Linked DNA regions of Mus musculus: region 2 is linked to region 1. A link is a loop called in an ENCODE intact Hi-C map of the cell type or tissue named here. Cell type or tissue: left cerebral cortex. All regions are shown on one strand. Links, peaks and the distances in the headings refer to the core of each region. The heading gives the core; the rest is flanking DNA. Region 1 has its middle 56 kb from the start of 1700062C10Rik. Region 2 overlaps Lrrc3b (leucine rich repeat containing 3B).

The links. Hi-C counts contacts between places; a loop is a spot of excess contacts. Peaks named below come from ENCODE experiments on the same cell type or tissue, not always from the same donor. Only the 100,000 strongest peaks of a DNase experiment are listed, where the experiment ranks them.
Region 2: a loop joins it to region 1, with 5 times the contacts of the local background. A loop is called at or near these places in 2 of 42 quality-filtered maps.

The regions. Positions count from the first base shown.
Region 1 is chr14:16,088,818-16,097,917 of GRCm38, forward strand. No RefSeq gene overlaps it. Among named protein-coding and RNA genes, the nearest start is that of 1700062C10Rik, 56 kb to the left of the region's middle. In left cerebral cortex, for the core only: no CTCF peak of the experiment used is centred there; DNase peaks (open chromatin) are centred at 4,159 and 4,555; H3K27ac peaks cover 390 bases.
Region 2 is chr14:15,405,680-15,414,779 of GRCm38, forward strand. All of the region lies in intron 1 of Lrrc3b (leucine rich repeat containing 3B), which reads right to left. Among named protein-coding and RNA genes, the nearest start is that of B230110C06Rik, 27 kb to the right of the region's middle. In left cerebral cortex, for the core only: a CTCF peak has its summit at 5,492; DNase peaks (open chromatin) are centred at 3,525, 5,261, 5,655, 7,148 and 2 more places; H3K27ac peaks cover 3,066 bases.

The sequences.
Region 1 (9,100 bases), core at 556-8,555:
TTAAAAACAATGAATTCATGAAATTCTTAGCCAAATGGATGGATGTGAAGGATATCATCTTGAGTGAGGTAATCACAAAAGAACACACATGATATGTACTCACTGATAAGTGGATATGTATTCACTGATAAGTGGATATTAGCCCAGAAACTTAGAATATCCAAGGTACAATTTGCAAAACACATGAAACTCAAGAAGAAGGGAGAACAAAGTGTGGATACTTCATTTTTTCTTAGAATGTGGATCATAATACCCATTGAAGGAGTTACAGAGACAAAGTGTGGAGCTGAGACAGAAGGAAGGACCATCCAGAGTCTGCCCCACCCTGGGATCCTTCCCATATAGAGCCACCAAAACCAGACACTATTGCATATGCCAGCAAGATTTTGCTGACAGGATCCTGATATAGCTATCTCTTGTGAGGTTATGCCAGTGCCTGGCAAATATAGATGTGGATGCTCACAGTCATCTATTGGATGGAAAACAGGGCCCCTAATGAATGAGCTAGAGAATGTACCCAAGGAGTTAAATGGGTCTCCAATCCTATAGGAGGAACAACAATATGAACTAGGCAGTAGCCCCCAGATCTGTGTCTCTTGTTGCATATGTAGCAGAAGATGGCTTAGTCAGCCATCAGTGTGAGGAGAAACCCTTGGCCTTGTGAATATCATATTATATAGGGGAATGCTAGGGCCAGGAAGCAGGAGTGGGTGGGTTGGGGAGCAGGGTGGGGGGAGGGTATAGGGGGCTTTACTGATACCATTTGAAATGTAAATTAAGAAAATATCTAATAAAAAAAGTTAAAAGAAAAAAAGAGATATGAACAAAAATGCTTCCATCTACACTATTCAAATTGGGCCAAGAAGTAAAGAATGGCACTCCTAAACAATGAGACTGTTCCAAAATAGAGAGCTACAGAGAAATGAGAATGTATTAGCCATGATAGCAAGTGATATAGATGGAGTCCCAAACCACTGTTGGCAGTTAAAACATCAGGCACAGAAGAAGACATGAGGCTTGGCTCTACACTCCTGGTGATGACTTAATGACCACCATAGGATTATATATTTGAATGTTTGGTCTGCTATTGGTGGCACTGTTTGGAAGGTTTAGATGCCTTGTTAGAGGAGGTATGACCTTGTTGTAGGACATATGTTATTACATGTATACTTTAAAGTTTCAAAACCCCCATGCCATTCCCAGTTAGTTTCCCTCTCCCTCTCCCTCTCCCTCTCCCTCTCCCTCTCCCTCTCCCTCTCCCTCTCCCTCTCCCTCTCCCTCTCCCTCTCCCTCTCCCTCTCCCTCTCCCTCTCCCTCTCCCTCTCCCTCTCCCTCTCCCTCTCCCTCTCCCTCTCTCTCTCCCTCTCCCTCTCTCCTTCCCTTCCTCCCTCCTCCTCTCCCAGTCTGTCTTTCTTTTTCTGTGTGTTCTTTCTGTTTGATTTATGTCATGATCCCTGCTGTGATGTTCAAAGTCTCATCTTCTGAAACTGTATGCAAACCCTGAAATTAAATGCTGATTAGTTTCCTTCCTCAATGTGTTTGTTCACATCAATAGAAAAGTAACTAATACAGAAACTGGAAGCCATTGTGATTCAAACAAGCACACTCCACACTCAAAGACAGGCTGAACTGTGGTACAAACACGTATCCAGCCTTGAAACCTGGGATCAGAAAAGATATAAGCATATATGTGAGTAGAAAAAATGGAGAAGAGTTTATTAAAACTGTCTTCAAATAAAGAGAAATTTTGGCCAGGGCTGTACACACTAAATAGAGCAAGTTTAGTTACCAGGAGACTTACAAATGAACAGAGACAAAACAGTAAAAAATGGAGGAGAGGAGGAGGGAGGCAGTAGGAATCAAGGTAATAGAAAGAGAACAGGAGTGAAGAGAAGAGAGGAAATGGGGGGAGGAAGTAAGCACTGGAGAAAGGAGGAAGGAAGGGCACAGGAAAGGGAGGCAAGTGCCCCAAGACTGGAATTCCCTAGAGGGAGAAGATCCACTAAACAGGGAGGAGGAGAAACTTATCATCGGCAGCCTTATGCTGGCTAGTTTATGTAACCTGCACATAACTCTTGATTAACACTTGAAGGAACTAAAGGGATAGGTGTTCTGCCTCTCTCATATCCAGGATATTTTAATAAGAAAAAATATAGCTATAAAATAAGCACTTCCTAGATTCAGATGTGAACTCTTTCATCTAGAAAGACCAAAGATGAAAAGGCACATGACAGCCTTCAGTCCACTGAAATCTGGAGATCCTGCAGGGAAGACAATGTAACCGAGACCCTGCACTGTAGACATGCCCTGCATTTGTCTCTGGGATTCTGCAGCTTCAAGACTTGACCTGTCCTCATTCTCTACAGATCATGGCTCTACCCTCTGCAAAAACTAAATTTTCCATACATATCTTTGTCACATCTGAACAGGGATTAAAACATATTCTTTCTGTGGAGTGATGGTCTTTTGCCAATCCAAAAGATTTACGCTGCTAAAAGAGTCTATCTTTGCAGCATGATTTAGTCTCCATTGACTAATACAAAAGCTTCCAATAACAGACTCAAACAGCACAAAGATGTATTTTGTCTCCAGAGTACAGACCAAAATCAGACTGTTTAGAGATGATTGTGCCTGTATAGCCAATGTGAACAAGAAGCAGCACTTCTTGGTTCTGTGGTTCAGTTCCTACCTCCTCACACCTGACTTGGGTTCCTGCTGTGACTCCCTCAGTGAGAGTGACCTGAGAACTGTAAGAAGAATATACTTATTCCTCCCCAAGTTATTTATGGTCATGATGCTTAATCATAGTCATAGAAACCGTAACTAAGATAGGAGTCCACCCTGGGTTCCAGAAACAGTCTGGACATGAAGAAAGTCCTGACTAACCCTCACAGCCAATACAAAGGAATAAAGAATTCAACCCAAGGAGACTTAGAACTTGAATACAGTTGCCACACTTAGTTTAGCTGAACTTTTATTACAGAAGTTGTAGAACTGGACTCACCCTTAAGTTTAGTCCCAGTTGAATAACAGGCCCTCCCCTCAGAAACCCTAATCACTGGCATAGGTCATTCCTAAGAAGCAAGAAACCATGGCAGTTCCTTTCAGGTGAGGGTGATTCCTGCCCAGAGGCTGAACCATGAGCCAGCATCACGGAAAGCTCTCAGGATCAGGGAGGATTTGAACAGCACTCAGCACCATCCTCAGAGTAGACAGACACAGACTCAGATAATTTACGGCCTTTGAGGAAAATCCTGGAGATGCAGTTCTGTTCTAGAGTTCTTGCCTGCCATCCACAAGGCTGTGGACTCATTCTCAGATGGGAAAAAAAGGCCTGATTTTGGTTCTGAATACCCATATAAGGCATCTCACAACCACCTATAATTCTAGTTCCAAGAGATCTCACATCTTCTGGATTAACATACACACACACACACACACACACACACACACACACACACACACAGCACACAGCACACGGCACACACACAAATCAAATAATAAAGATGAAATATTTAAAGGGAAAGGATGCCACCTTAGATTCAGGTGTGCATTTGTTATTGCTACTTTAGTAATTACACTAAGTTGTTGACTTGTAGACTGATGCTGTATGATGAACATTTCTTCAACAAAGATATCATGAATGGTTAGCATAAAATCCCTATCCATTCCTCTGTTTCAAATTCAGCCAGCTGGTATGTTCAGCCTCTGCCCAGGTTAACCTGCTACAACCCTATAGCCCATAGCTATCCCTTTGGAGCATTTGCTAGTGCCTGGAGGCAGCTGTGGAAGAGTAGAGGTTACTCTCATGGTAGATAGAACTCAGAGATGCCATTTACATCCTAACATACTGTCACATACCACCATAAAGAGCCAGCTACTCACAAGTCATCAGTTTCTCTGCCAATAAGGCCTGTATTATAGCTTGCCCTATACGTCTAAGAAACGGACATCCCAAATTATGACACAAAAAGATTTGAAAAGGGTCATTCTTGCCACTAAAAGAGAGGAGTAAATGTTTTTTGGCAGAGAGCTCAGGAAAATGAAAGGACAGGTTGGCACCTGCCTCTGTTCCTCCAGCCCCCTCATCCTCCCACTCTCCTCCCATATGTTCCCATAGGTTCTATGAGTCCTGTGCGAGAGAAGATCACAGAAACCAGATGGTCATGCTGTCTGTCCACTCCTTTCTGGACTTGTTGACGCCACACAAATAATCCTCATTACCATGACTATTTCCAGGCTGGGCACAGTTATCACCCAGTAGGGCAAAGAATCCTTACTGGGGGAAAAAAGAAAAACAAGCATTTGAAAAAAATCCCTAGTCTCTACGTCCTTACCAGTGAGTGCTTGGATTTCATGTCAGGGAACCTGGGCTTGGCCTGTGGGGAAGCAGAAGCAAATCTCATCGTCAGAATAAGTAGGTCAGTTTACAGCTTCTTCTTGGAAAGCTTTCTGCTTCTCTTCTCTCCCTGCTGAGCCTTCAGCCTATCTGTGCCAACAATTTGAGTCTCAAATAACTGGCTCTCTCAGCCTCCACCTCAGAGTCCTAAGGCCCCTAAGATTGGACATGCTGCCTCTCACCTTGTGTGCAGCAATATGGTCCTTCTTCTTTGTTTGGGTCATTCCCACAGTGTTCTGCCCTAGACCACCTGGTAGAGTGTGAAATTCTAGCTATGCATGCTGACACTTTGGGCTTCATCCACCAGCTCCACCAGAAAATGCTTTGGAGTCTAGCTGAGCTGGAATTCTATTGGATTCTATGCTGAGCATCACATAGTGACTAAAAGCATTTTTTTCAGCCTCTGCTAGTAGAAAGGACATGAGTCTTGAGGTTTCAAAAACATTAAAAAAAATTTAGTCCAAAGTATCATCTGTGAGAGAAAGAGGAGGAGGATGACTGGAGGAGGAGGAGGAGGAGGAGGAAGAGGGGGAGGAGGAGGAAGGGGAAGGGGAAGGGGAAGGGGAAGAAGAAGAAGAAGAAGAAGAAGAAGAAGAAGAAGAAGAAGAAGAAGAAGAAGAAGAAGAAGAAGAAGAAGAAGAAGAAGAAGAAGAAGAGAAGAATATATCAAGAGTCATTTCAACCATTCCTCCAGAACATGGTGCCCAGACTTCAAGTACAAATACAGTATAAATTAATAGACAACTGTAGAAGTTCTCAGAGCACCTCTGATGTGGAAGTTTCTGGTTATGTCATGTTATACAGAATCATTTGGTGTTTCTCTGATGCAGACTAGCCTGATGTTTTGCTGAGGCAAGACCTGTGGGAGAACACATGATGTTTAGACAGAGTATAAATAGGACTCAATGGACAGTGATGGTGCGCTTGCATATCTAGTCTTGCAATACTTCATTGGTCTTACAACTTCATTGATCTTCACTTCACTGGAAGAGGCATGACAGAGAACTTCTCCTTGTGTCCTAGCTGATTCTAGTCACTCCTGCTGACTTGTGCTGATTCAGTTGAGGCCTGGCTCTTTCTGCTAGATCATGCCACTGCTGCTGATCCATGTTTGGTATCCTGATACTACTAAACTGGACTGCTACTATCCTGACAATGGAGATTGGAATTGCCCCAAAGAAATACTTCTAAACAGGTCTACATTCCATTGTTCTATTTACCATCTTTTCTCCCCTAGCTTTGAACTGTGGCCTAGAAGTGGGGAAATGAAGCATTTGAGAACCCTTATTAAAAGTAGGCTTTGAAACTTCCAATCCCACACACCTCTACCATTAAACACCAGCTCAAACAAAAGACAAAGCTTATTCTTATTCTTACATACTTTAAGGCACAGCAGAATGTGGGAGCTTAATAAACTTTTTCTTTCACTTATTTTCTATAGATGCCCCCAGACAACTTTCAAAATGCTTGCTATTCACTGGTTAGTGCTCGGTGACTCGTGGCCTGACCTGGCCTCCTAAGAGGAGCTCGTGCTTCATCATGTGGGTACTCCATGCTTTATATAAACTAGCTTCTGCTTCGATGCATTGTATTAAGAAGATTACAAATCATGTGTGGCTTACAACCTCAATAGGAAAAGCTTACCTTTACTCTATACTGTGACTTTGGAAGGTGGTGTCTTCATTACTACCTCTCTGGTGAACATCATAAACCTTACAATTCAATCCTCTCTACTCAGTGCTTTACACATCGAAGATGCTTATAAATCATTGCTGAATAGGCCCTTGCCTCAGTACAGACAACCCTCTCTCAGAATCACGAATACGACTTAGCAAAGCATATCTTTGTAGAACACACAAATTCTTTCCACTGAGACAAACAATGGACAATTGACACTGATGGTGAAAATCTCAACACCAACCAACAAACTCTGGGAACATGGTTTGTCTGGACTTACTGTAATGTAACTACTACTCTGAGTTGGATGAATGCATTGTGAGTGTCTTATTAGGACAAAGAAAATTAAAGAACTCATAATAACATATAGATCTTTCAGAGATGATCTGTGAGACAATGAGGTTTTATAGTTTCTATTTTACTGTATGTATTGTTGTTGCTTATTGTAGCAAAGGCTTCCAAAGGACTTTCTTGGTCAGGATTCAGTATTCTATTGCTATAAAGAGACACCATGGCCAAGGCAACTCTTGTAAGAGAAAGCATTTAACTGGGGGCTGGCTTACACTTCCAGAGGTTTAGTTTTATTATCATCATGGCAGGGAGCACGGTGTTGTGCAGGTAGGCATGGTGTTGGAAAAGTAGTTGAGAGACACATAGTGAGCTGCAGGCAGTGGGAGAGAGAGAGAGAGAGAGAGAGAGAGAGAGAGAGAGAGAGATCTGGTGACACACTTCCTCCTGGTGACTACGTTTTTGAATGTGTAGGTTTATGGAGACCATTTTTCCTCAGACCATTGCAAAGACATAGGTTATTTCTCAGACCTAGAGGATAAGGAAGTGGTTCAGAACTAGCAACAATGCAGCAGGGAACCTCTAAAGAAGATGCTGATCAGAAGGAGCAGTGAGTAGGGAAAGCAGATGCACTGTCAGAGATGAGGGTGCCATGTCATGAGCCACCATGATGGGGTCATCATTCTCAGCACCTGATGCTCTGAGCTTCTCTTAGAATACTCCTAGCCCTTCTTTTGCCCTAGGAATTCATACCTTAAATTCAATGGCAATAACTCAGCAATCCCATTGAATTAAAGCAAAAGTTCTCAAAATGTGAGAATTTACTTGAAATTGTTCCTCTAAGCCTCAGTAAAATCCCTAAGATTCAGTTTTAAAAGACTGTACTGATGAGAACTATATTTCCTCAAACAATCGCTATCTAATGGGATCATCTCAGTGACTATGTGCTGTTAAACATGCTGTAGATTATCCCACGTAACCAGTACCAAAATCATAACTTTTGACTGTGCTCTGACTCTGTGCAAGGTTTCTTAGAAGGAGATCATTTGCTGGTCATTTTTCTAGATTTTTTATGAGAAGGAGAACATTTTATATACCTGAAAGAAAATTCTCCTACCATTATTAAAGATTAAGAAATATCTGTGTGAGAACATACACATGTTACGGACTACAAAATAATAATAATAATAATAATAATAATAATAATAATAATAATAATAATAATAAATTTAAACTCTGACTCTTTCTTTCCAGACTATAGACTATTCTAAATCCAGTTCAGGGCCTCAGCCTTCACAATTGCAGAAGCAATTTTGTATTTTTGCCAAATGACAGAATATCTCTCTCTCTCTCTCTCTCTCTCTCTCTCTCTCTCTCTCTCTGTGACACACATGTAAATACACACACACATTCATACACACACATGCATACACACACCACACCAACTGAAACATATGCACTCATACACACATACACACACTCATACACATGCACACCACCCACACATATATTCACCCACATATAGAAATACATCCACATATACACACACCACACACATACACATGACACACATATACACACATATAAACACCACACAAATACACACATGACACACAACACCATATACATACTCATACACACATTCATACACATACACACATACATACACACACCGAAACACACACATACACAGACTCATATACACACATACACACCACACACACACACACACACACACACACACACACACACACATATAAACACATGCACACACACATGGTCACACACACATACACACTCACACACATACATATATCCATACACACAAGTACACATACATGGTCATATACACTCACACATACACACACACCACGCACACATGCATATACCTACACCATACATATACTCTCAAACACACACTCACACACACATACACACATGCACATACAAACAACATACACAAAGATGCACATACACACACACACCCTGTCACGATCATTTTATAAAGACAGGAGATTTTTAACACCAAAAGAGTGAATATACTTTGCTTTATAAATAATTTTAGCAATTTTATTTTTTACATTACCTCCAATGGTAGAATTTAAAGACGTTGTGAAAACTTCTACAAGGTACTAAGTCTCAGGACTCACTCTCAGGAGCCACTGTACAGGGCCACATAATCAGAGAATATCTGACCCCACATGAAATTAATTATTCACATTAGATTTTGCACAAACTTGAGTGAATTGAATAGGCACATAATTTAACAGAGAAAGGATCTAGAGATGTCTGGGTTCTCTGCCTAAACCTTTTGTGCCCTTGCTCCCTACAAAACTTCCACAGCAGTGTTGAATAGTTCCTGACCTTGCTTTCTGAGTGAGTGAGTCAGTGCTTGCCAAGAGTCACCTGTATGACCAGAACCAAACCTGCTGGCTGTTCGACAAAGGATTCCTCTCAATTCATAATTTTAAGCTTTCTTTTTCTAATTATAGATTTACTAAACACTAAAAACAGATATAAATAGAAAAATGTTTAAAGAAATAAAATAACACCACTATTCACAAAAAAAGTTAACAATGTTGTTAGTAGTTTCCTGAGTTCATTTGTTCATCTTTAAAATGTTACACATAGATATTGCTTTGTTTTATCTTGATATTCTGTTAAAAACTGTTCCCTAAGCAAGAGGTTTCCAAGCCCAGGAGGAAATACCCAACAAACGAGTGATAGAACCTGTAG
Region 2 (9,100 bases), core at 652-8,651, 680 kb before region 1:
CACCTAGGATCTAAATACAGGCGTGTGGAGATTCATTTCAACCCAGAGGAGAAAACACTTCCCAGAACAAACCAGAGGAAATGCTCCTTCACAATACATGAATGAATAAAACCAGCGGATGGATCTTTTATTGGAGTTAAGCCTCCGCAAAACATCCTATCTTCAGACCTAAACAAAACAAATTCAAACAGGTTTTGTTTGGTTTGGTCATTTAAATAATATTTCAGGTTAAAATAATTCTCCCTGAAAATGTCACAAAAATGTGGAAATAGAAACTAACATAGCATTCATTAGATACTTAGACATTGCTATTCAAATGATCTCAGCATTAATCCAGTGCACTAGCCACGGACTTCTATCTTGATCCCAGGCTTTCTCTGTATGTTACTTATAGAATTTCTCCTGGATTGTGTTATTTCAACTCCTCAACAATCTTGAGAGGTTTTCAGAGCACTGCAAAGCGCATTTCTCAGTTGGTAAATGAAGACCAAAAGATTTACGAAAAGATAAAGACTAGTGGAAGGATCCCTTAAAAGTTGTATGTAGGTGAATGTGAGAGCTTCCTATGTCAAACCAGGGAAGATGCATCACATAAGCGGGAGCTGGCGTGCTGACTGAGGGGAAGTTGATCTGGAGAATGTATTTAGCCTCTATGTAACTCCATTTCTCTTCTGTAGAGGAGACCACAAGGGAATCTGCCTCATATGATTTCTGTGAGCATCTAAAGGAGCTAACAGTGGTATGCAGGTGGGCAAACAGTAAGCATAGTACAAGCAGTATTAATGGTAATGTTTGTGCAATGTGGCCTAGGCATGTAATCCCAACTGCTTGGGAAGCTGGATCAGGGAGATCATACCTTCAAAACCAGCCTGGACTACAGAGTGAGTTCAAAGCCAGTCTGAGCAAATTTGTGAGAACCTGTCTTAAAATAATTATAATAAATAAGTAAGTCACTGGGTTTCAGCTCTATGATAGAACATTTGCCTAGCAGGTAGAAGGCCCTAGGTTTGCTTCCTATCACTGCTAAAGGGGAAAAAGAAAGTAAAGAGAAAAAGAAATCTATTTGAAATGATGTTCCTAATAGGTCTATTCCACGATCACAAGAGAAAAGGCTCCTGCTCCCCCCCATTGCACCTTTCCATGGTCAGGGCAAACACAGACATGGGTATGAGACCACTTAAGATCCACCTATTCTCAATGGCCTAGAGGAGGCACTAGGTAAAAACAATGTAGACTGGAAAAACAAAATGCTCTCTCCTGATTGCAACTTTTGATTATTCTTATGAGTGCAGCTTGGTTATTTTCTACAGACATATATTATCTGAAAGTGTTTTGTATAAAGATAAGTGATTGGTAAAATTGGGACCTGTCTCAGAAGTTCCCTGAACCCAGGATATTAGACGCTGGACTACCAACAGCCTCAGGAACCTGGGTGGAGCCACCACTGCCTCTTGTTTTTTTTTTTTTTTTTTTTAAATCTCAGGTGAGTCCTGTGCACATGAAAGCTTGTAAACCACACTATTACATCTGTGCAGGTACTTTGGCTGTGAATTGTGTTTTATTGAGTTAATCTTATAAATGATGACACTGCCAGTTGGTTGATCAGGGGGTAGTCAAGATTATCTTGATCTAATCTGCCCTGGGTACAACACAGGAGATAGTGTAATCAATGTATCAAGTCTCGTCCTGATTTTCTATAATCTTTCTTATTATCTGCTTACTAAAGCTTAAAAAGGCAGACACACCCTCACCTGAAACAACTGGAATATGGGCGGCATTCTGCACTACTATATGCCTGTCAACTCACAACTATACTGGCACAAAAGCATACAGAAAGCCAAGGCCAAACAACCATCCTCTAATGAGTAGCTCAGAAGGCAACCTCAAAGCCAATGTGGGCCCCAGCTAGAACTGAGAAGCACCGAGCAACTCTAGCCAAAGGAAAAGGAACAAAAGGAGCTAGTTTAATGAATTGCTCTAATTCTGGAGCTCTTCAAGGCATGAAGCAGGAATGAGTTTGCTTAAATTACTAACACCATCAACTCAGAGAAGTGACTTAGCAAATATGGAGGTGGAATGAGACAGCTGAGGTTAAGCCTCGTCTGGAGGAGAGATACACTGGGGGGGGGGGGGGTGTGAATCCTTATGCCCTGAAGTCACCACACCCTGCTGATAGCCAGAGAGCAGATTCACACATTGAACTGACTTGACCTATAGACAGAGCAAGGACTTGGATACTTGTTTGGTATCTCTTGCTTTCCATTGTTTCTTTCAGACCCCATGAAGAAGGTACCACCAAAACTTTTATTCTGAAATTAAAGCTGTTCAACTCCCAGTGCTTGGATGAGTGAGCTGAATTACAAAGCTACACAATGGCAAAAGTTAGAATCTAAGCTTAGCTTCCCTCTCCTAGTCTCGGACTATGTGTCTGGCATACTAAGAGCTTGTTTGCTTTACCAAGCACAGGACATTTCACTCCAATTTTGATCTTACATTACTCTGGAATAGAAAGCAACAGGACCTCTTGATTGTGGTTTCAGATGGGCACACTGGCAAACTGGCTTTGCTAATGAGTGTCTGATATTCCATCTTCAGATTTCTATACACAATGCCTTTCTTTTACTTCTCTGCTTGGGATGCTTTCAAGAATCCATTGTTTTTCTTTTCTTCATTTGTTTTCTTTTGGCCTGCCTTACAAATAACTTTAACTATGTGACTGAATTCTGGCCAATGAAATGGTAACTGAAGGAGAGGATGTCAATGTCTCTTCTGAGACTTGGTCCCTGGGAATCCCCTAATCTGGTCTGCTGGGCTTCTCCATCAGTGGATGTATTGATGGCAGCTAACATGCAGTCAGCTGAGTTCTTAAAGTTCTTAAAAGAAAGATCTTAATTGGTGCCTTGAGAAGATTTAGAATCACCAGCGCAACAAGTTTCTGGGCTTATCGAAGAAGGAATATCTAGACTAGGTTAATTGAGTGTGGACAGCATCATTCATGTCTGGGGTCCCAGATTTGATACAAAGGGGAAAATGAGCTTAGCTCAGACATTCATCTATCTCTTTCTTTACTGTGGTTGCAATGTGACTGCCTCCTGCTCCTATATTGTCCTTTTACTGCCATGATCATATCTCCTGGAAATATAAAACAAAATAAACCCTCCCTTCCCCAGCAGAGCAAAGTATGCAATAATCCCCACTCCATCACCTGCCTCAGACACCCTCAGATAATCATGTCAACAGCATTTATACTGTATTGAGCCATTTTGTGTTTGGACTAACTTGACGTTAAACTATTAGTTGCAATGCATGCCCAGTCTTCATGTCACCTTTTGGGACAGGATCAGCAGCAGCAGCAACAAGAACAGCAGTAGCAATATGCCTCTGGCTTTGTTTTACAGAGATTATCAATTCCATCCCTGCAGTGATTCTTTAGGGTGTTCATAAATCATTGAGCCAAAAATCATCTGGGGAAGTGAACAGCCAGGAACAGTACTGTGGGGGAGGAAGTATAAAAGGAGATGAGGCCTTTGCAGTCAAACAAAGCTCAGTTTGAGATTTAGCTCCGCTGTGAATTGGCTACACAAACCTTGACCACTCCCCCAGCCTCTCTAAGTCATGGTCTCTTCATCTGTAAAGTACAAAGTTTGGTTCATTTACATTCAAAGCAAATACATTTCATCAAGCCAAGAGGGGCTGCCCTTTTCTGTAGGCAGAATAAAAAGAGATGGCTCCATCTGAAAGCATTTTAGAGATGGGATGTTGTGATTTTTGTCAGGTTCTGCAATCACACCTCCTGCATTTATGTTAGCATTCAAGTTGACAGGAGGCTAACTCTGCTCACATTCTCAGGGCAACTCCGACAAAATGCCCATCGTCCCCATTCAGGGATCTGACAGGGTCCCCACCACCTGCCTGTGAACTGCCATTACTATTACTCCCTCGTTTCACCCTCAGGACCTATCCCCATTGGTGTTGTTTTGTTTCAACACCATTTACTGATTTCCTTTTCCACACAAGGACAGCACCTCAGATACAGGATAAATAGCAATTATCCAAGGAACCACTCTGACTTGTTTCACCCTGGTATTGGTTTCAAAAATTGAACTTCTACTTATGAAAAAGGCTATAGCTTTCTGCCTAAGGAGATACTTAGTAGATAGAAAGATGGACACACAGACAGGGAGCTTTACATAGATACATTTAAGTAAAAATCAGCAAGTCCATTTAAAGAAACAACCCAGGAACACTATACAAACCTCTGGAGATAGCAACACAATGACTCCAGTTGGGAAATGTCCATTTAAAGAAATGTCCCAGGGAATGCTACACAAAGCCCCCGGAGAGGGCAATATAATGGCTCAAGTTAGGGAGCTTACACTTTTTGCTTTCTTTCTGGGATTTTTTCGCTATGAACATTAAGCAAACAATTGCTCCTTTTCTGTGCAGATGCCCTATAAAAGTGCCCGTGAGATCTGAGTGTCTGGGTATTTCAGGGCCCTCGGGAGGCATACTGCTTCTCTCTCATATTCACCCCGCTCTCCCTCAGGCCCCTCGGCCACAGTTATAATGAGCTTTGCCCCTCTTTTGCATCTTCTGTTTTCTCTGCCAACAGAGTCCATCTTACTCCCTGCTGTCCTTTGCCATTCCTCTTTTCTGTGAAGTGCTTCTGTGACATATTGGCATCTTTCTTCAAGGTTTCCTGTACCATACCTTATTTGTCGCCAAGCATCTGAACCATCTGGAAAAGTTTTAATCCACCAATGCCATATTCCCTGCTTGGAAATTCTGATTTAATTTGTATGGATTGTAGCTTGGAACGTAGATGTGCTAAACCTTTGAGCACTGTGTGAGTGCCTTTGCTATCCACACCAGACTCCTCCCGAAACCATAGCTATCGCTGTCCACCTCTGCTTTGTTTGACTTGCTTCAGATGACACAGCAGCCGGGAAATACAGGAGTATCCACTTTAGGATTCTTTATAAATCCATCCCAGTATTGTTCAAGGACAACCAATCTTGGAGTGATTTTAAATCATCATTTCATTCTATTATTGTGCAGGTTATTAGAAATAGCCTGGGAACAGAAGAGCTTCCCAGAAATTCTGCCAGGCTCTGCATTTCTCTCCCCATCTAGGAAATGCAGGCTATTTTAGGCTGTTAATTAGTCATGGAAAAAAATAGAGCCATCTGGTGCCACCAGGTATGGACACTATAAGCATTCTCTTCACTGCCCATATAATATGACTCATCTCTTCAGAAACTAAATGCCGTGACTTCAATGTGGCATCTCTTTGTGGCTTTACATACCTCAGCTCACGATAGGTTCCGTAAGCTCTTTGCAATAGTTCTTAGATGGTTAATAACCTAGAACTTGGCTTTGAACTGGTATCAGAGAAACCACTTGAGACCATGAAACAGACATCACAGCCAAGGGGTCTAAGAACCTCTGGTTATCATCTGTGGTGTTCCCATATCGTCCCCTAGTGTTGGCTGTGTAGACTGAGGGGTTTTTGTGTGTTCCTGCTGTAAGCTTACCTCCCAAACAAGGCAGCTGCCACGGCCCTCCTACATCTCCTCAGCCGACAGAAGCTCTCCTGCCTCTCCCCTGCCTTCATTTTCTTTCCCAGCTCCAGGGTGCCATTCCTTGGCTTCTGTCTCCCACCCAACTTCACAGCTATGACGTGACACCTAACGTTTCTCAGCAGCATATGATGCCAAGAACAGGTGCCAAGGCAGAGACTGTGAGAAAAGGAGAGGCTGCCACAGAGGGTGATGTTCTCCTGCCATCCTCAGCAGGGACAGAGCCTCAGCTGGCCATACTACTGGGTTTCCAAGGGTATATACAGATTTCTCTGGGCTTCTGCTACCTCAGCTGGCTGTTTTCTTCTCATAGTCCAGGAGGTGCTGCAGGATCACATACTATCCCAGCAAACTTGCCTCCGCTTACCTCTATTCAGTACAGCATGGCAGGAGGCCATGCCCTAAAAGCCTGTGAGAGTGAAAGTGAACTCTGAAGCCAGATCTAGGTTCAACCTTCAACCTCTGGTACTTGTTAGTAATAGAACCTAAGTACCTTATAGTGTGGTAATGTGGCATTGTCAGAGTACAAATCAAATGTTCTAACTGTAGTTAATTCTTAGTGTTTTGTTCTTGCATGCCTCCCCTCCCTCCCCTACTGCCTTCCTCCTTGCCTTGCTCCTTTCTTGTTATACCCCTTTCTGCTTTCATGTCCCTGTGTTCCATTACCCGTGTTTTTCTCCTCCCCACTGGTAAGGATTTTGCATCTCCTCTTAGGATGCCTGTGATGCCTAATTTTTGTCAACTTGTCACCCGAAAAGAGGAAACCTTAACTAAGGATTTGTCTCCATCAGACTGACCTCTAATAGGTATGGCCTGGCAGTCTCTTGACTAATTATTGATGTGGGAGGGCCAAGCCTACTACAGGTTATGCCTCCCCTGGGCAGGTGATCAGAAGTTAGATTAAAAAACAAAAACAAAAACAAGATAAAAGCAGGCTGAACACGCTAGTGAGAGTAACCCACTGTGCAGTATTCCTACATACTTCTAGTCCCTCCCTACCTTGAACTTTTTTCTTTACTTCCTCTGATGATGGACAATAGCGTGTAAGCTAAAACAAATCATTTCCTGGTTATGGTTTAATCTGCGCAACAAAAAACTAATCAAGACAGCCCCTTTCACTATTTCCATGTCCTACATATACACAGCACAAATAAACACACACACACAATATTGCTATATGAGAAAATACAATATTTGTCTATCTATGGCCTATTTCACCTAACACAATGATCACAGTTTCATTTTTCTTTGAGGCTGAATAAAATTCCTGGTCTATCAACAGATTAAATGGACACCCTCCTTTAGAATCAAGGTAATGCTGTGGCCCACAAAAAGCTTATTGCATGCTCCCACTCCAGTTTAACCCCAGTTCTCTTCAGAACTTAGTGATTCTTCTCTGGCTCCCTCAGTTGCTTCTCTCATGTCATCCTGACTGAGAACTGCCTTCCAGCCGCACACTTTTGTGGATGCTGAAGAACAGAGCAGCTATAGCATGTTACATGTCCCTCAAAGCTCAGAGCCCAGTGATCATCTGAATGATGAGGGAGATGTACCAAGTATGAGACATCATCTTAGACATGTGGCTATTTTTAAACCAACACTGAAATAGAAAACAGCACTATAAGGACTATGGAGTAAGGCAGAAAACACTGAAGTGAATGTAAAAGGCAGGGGGTTACAGTCACTAGGCATAGTTAACAGAAACTTCTATACTAGCTGCTATCCTAGGCCAGAAAAGGATGGAATAGTATGGGATACTTGAGGGTCAAAAGAGGAGAATTTTCTGAGCATACGCTCCACCAGAGATGGAGGGAAGCACAAGGAAAGCATCATGAAGTAAGGCCACCATGCTGATCATGAGCATCATGAACATAGATGTGGCACCACGTCCAGGCTTGTGGCATCACAGATAGTTGAGTTAACTAACTCTAAACAAGGAGGCTATTGAATTAAAGTGGCATCTTCAGAAAATGGATCTGGTGGCAATGGGGAGTGGGTGAGGCAAGAGGAGGGGGCCATGAAGGAGCAGTTTTGAATGCGGGCATGAAAGATGAAGAGCCCAACTGAAGGAGCTTGTTTTCCCAGGTGACAGAAAAGCATGTCCATCAAGATCTCCTGTCAAAAAACTGGAACTCCGGAGCTTGCATCTATTTTTATTTTGAGAAATATAACAAGAAGGGTCCAGTAAAAATAGGCGCTCAGTTGGCATCTAGGATTGTTTTCTTCTTTTCATTCGTGTAGCTTTTCTTGTTAAAAGACTCTGAGTTAAAGCCTCCCCAAGAAACAGCGCAGAAGAAATCAGGAGGAGCAAGGTGTTGCTGTGAGCTTCAGATCGCAAATGGTGCCTTCTCCACGAGCACATCAGAGGCTTCCCAGCTCTCCACACAAGGGAAACGACTGCTCAGGCCAGTCTAAGATTCTGGGAGATGATTTTTCCATTTGCAACAGCCCAGCATTGTGTTGGATGATACAGAACAAAAGCAGTGCCCTGGACAACCTGAACCCTGTCTTCTGATTATTTTTCATGATTATATAAGTGGCTCCCATCAGAAACATCCCTGAAAACTGTGTGTTAATCCTCTGGGAGAAGGATATTTTCTGGCTGTCCTCTATATATGGCTCCAATAGTGTTCTTCTCAAATGTAGTGCTTCCCCACAAAGCATTTCAATTTTTATTCATACGGTGCTTTAATGGAGCAATGCATACTCTTGGAAGCTGAGACAGACAGCCTATTCATTATTTCTGTCCTGGGTTGCTCTATCCAAAGCACACTTCACAGGACAAACTTGGTGTTGCATATTTAAGACAGACAAATTAAAACTGAAAAATGCTTCCATAATAATATTATGACTACGATTATTTGGGCTCTGCACACTTTCTCAGTGGGTGAGAACAGTTCCAGGAAGGTACCTTCTGAGGCAGTTGCAAAGAAACCCCATATCCTGTCCATGTCTGCAGGATTTTGGTTCTCTCAAGAAGGAAAAGCAGAAAAGCAGATAGAAGCAGTTTTAGTTTCAGGAAATGAGGAGAACACAGTTTTAGAGCTCAAAGTAATTTCCCCAGATTCAAAGCCTGGCTCCATTTTCTTAAGCTGGGTATGTTCATTTCCTCTGAAATGAAAGAACCTCTTTTCAATCCTTATGAAAATGGGGGCAGAGGGGGTGGGCTGGAAATATCAGCACCTTATCTACAAGGTATCAGGGAACAAGAGCTTCGTAACACCTAACATCAACGCTCTCTACCTAATTCAGTTTCCACCAGGATAGTTTCACACATCTAAAAATCCACCTCTTTCTAAGCATCATGAATAATGAATTGAGATTTCTGAAACCCCCTATCTCTTTCTCCTCAATTTAAATCAAGCCTCTTTCAGAGCCAACACACTCTCTATATTGATTGAAGGATGAGAAGGTTATAAATAGGAAAGGTTGAAAACTTTCCACATAGGTAAGCAGAGGAAGAAAATTACATAGACCATCTACAAGCTAGACGTGTTCAGCATCAAGTGCCATTCATCACA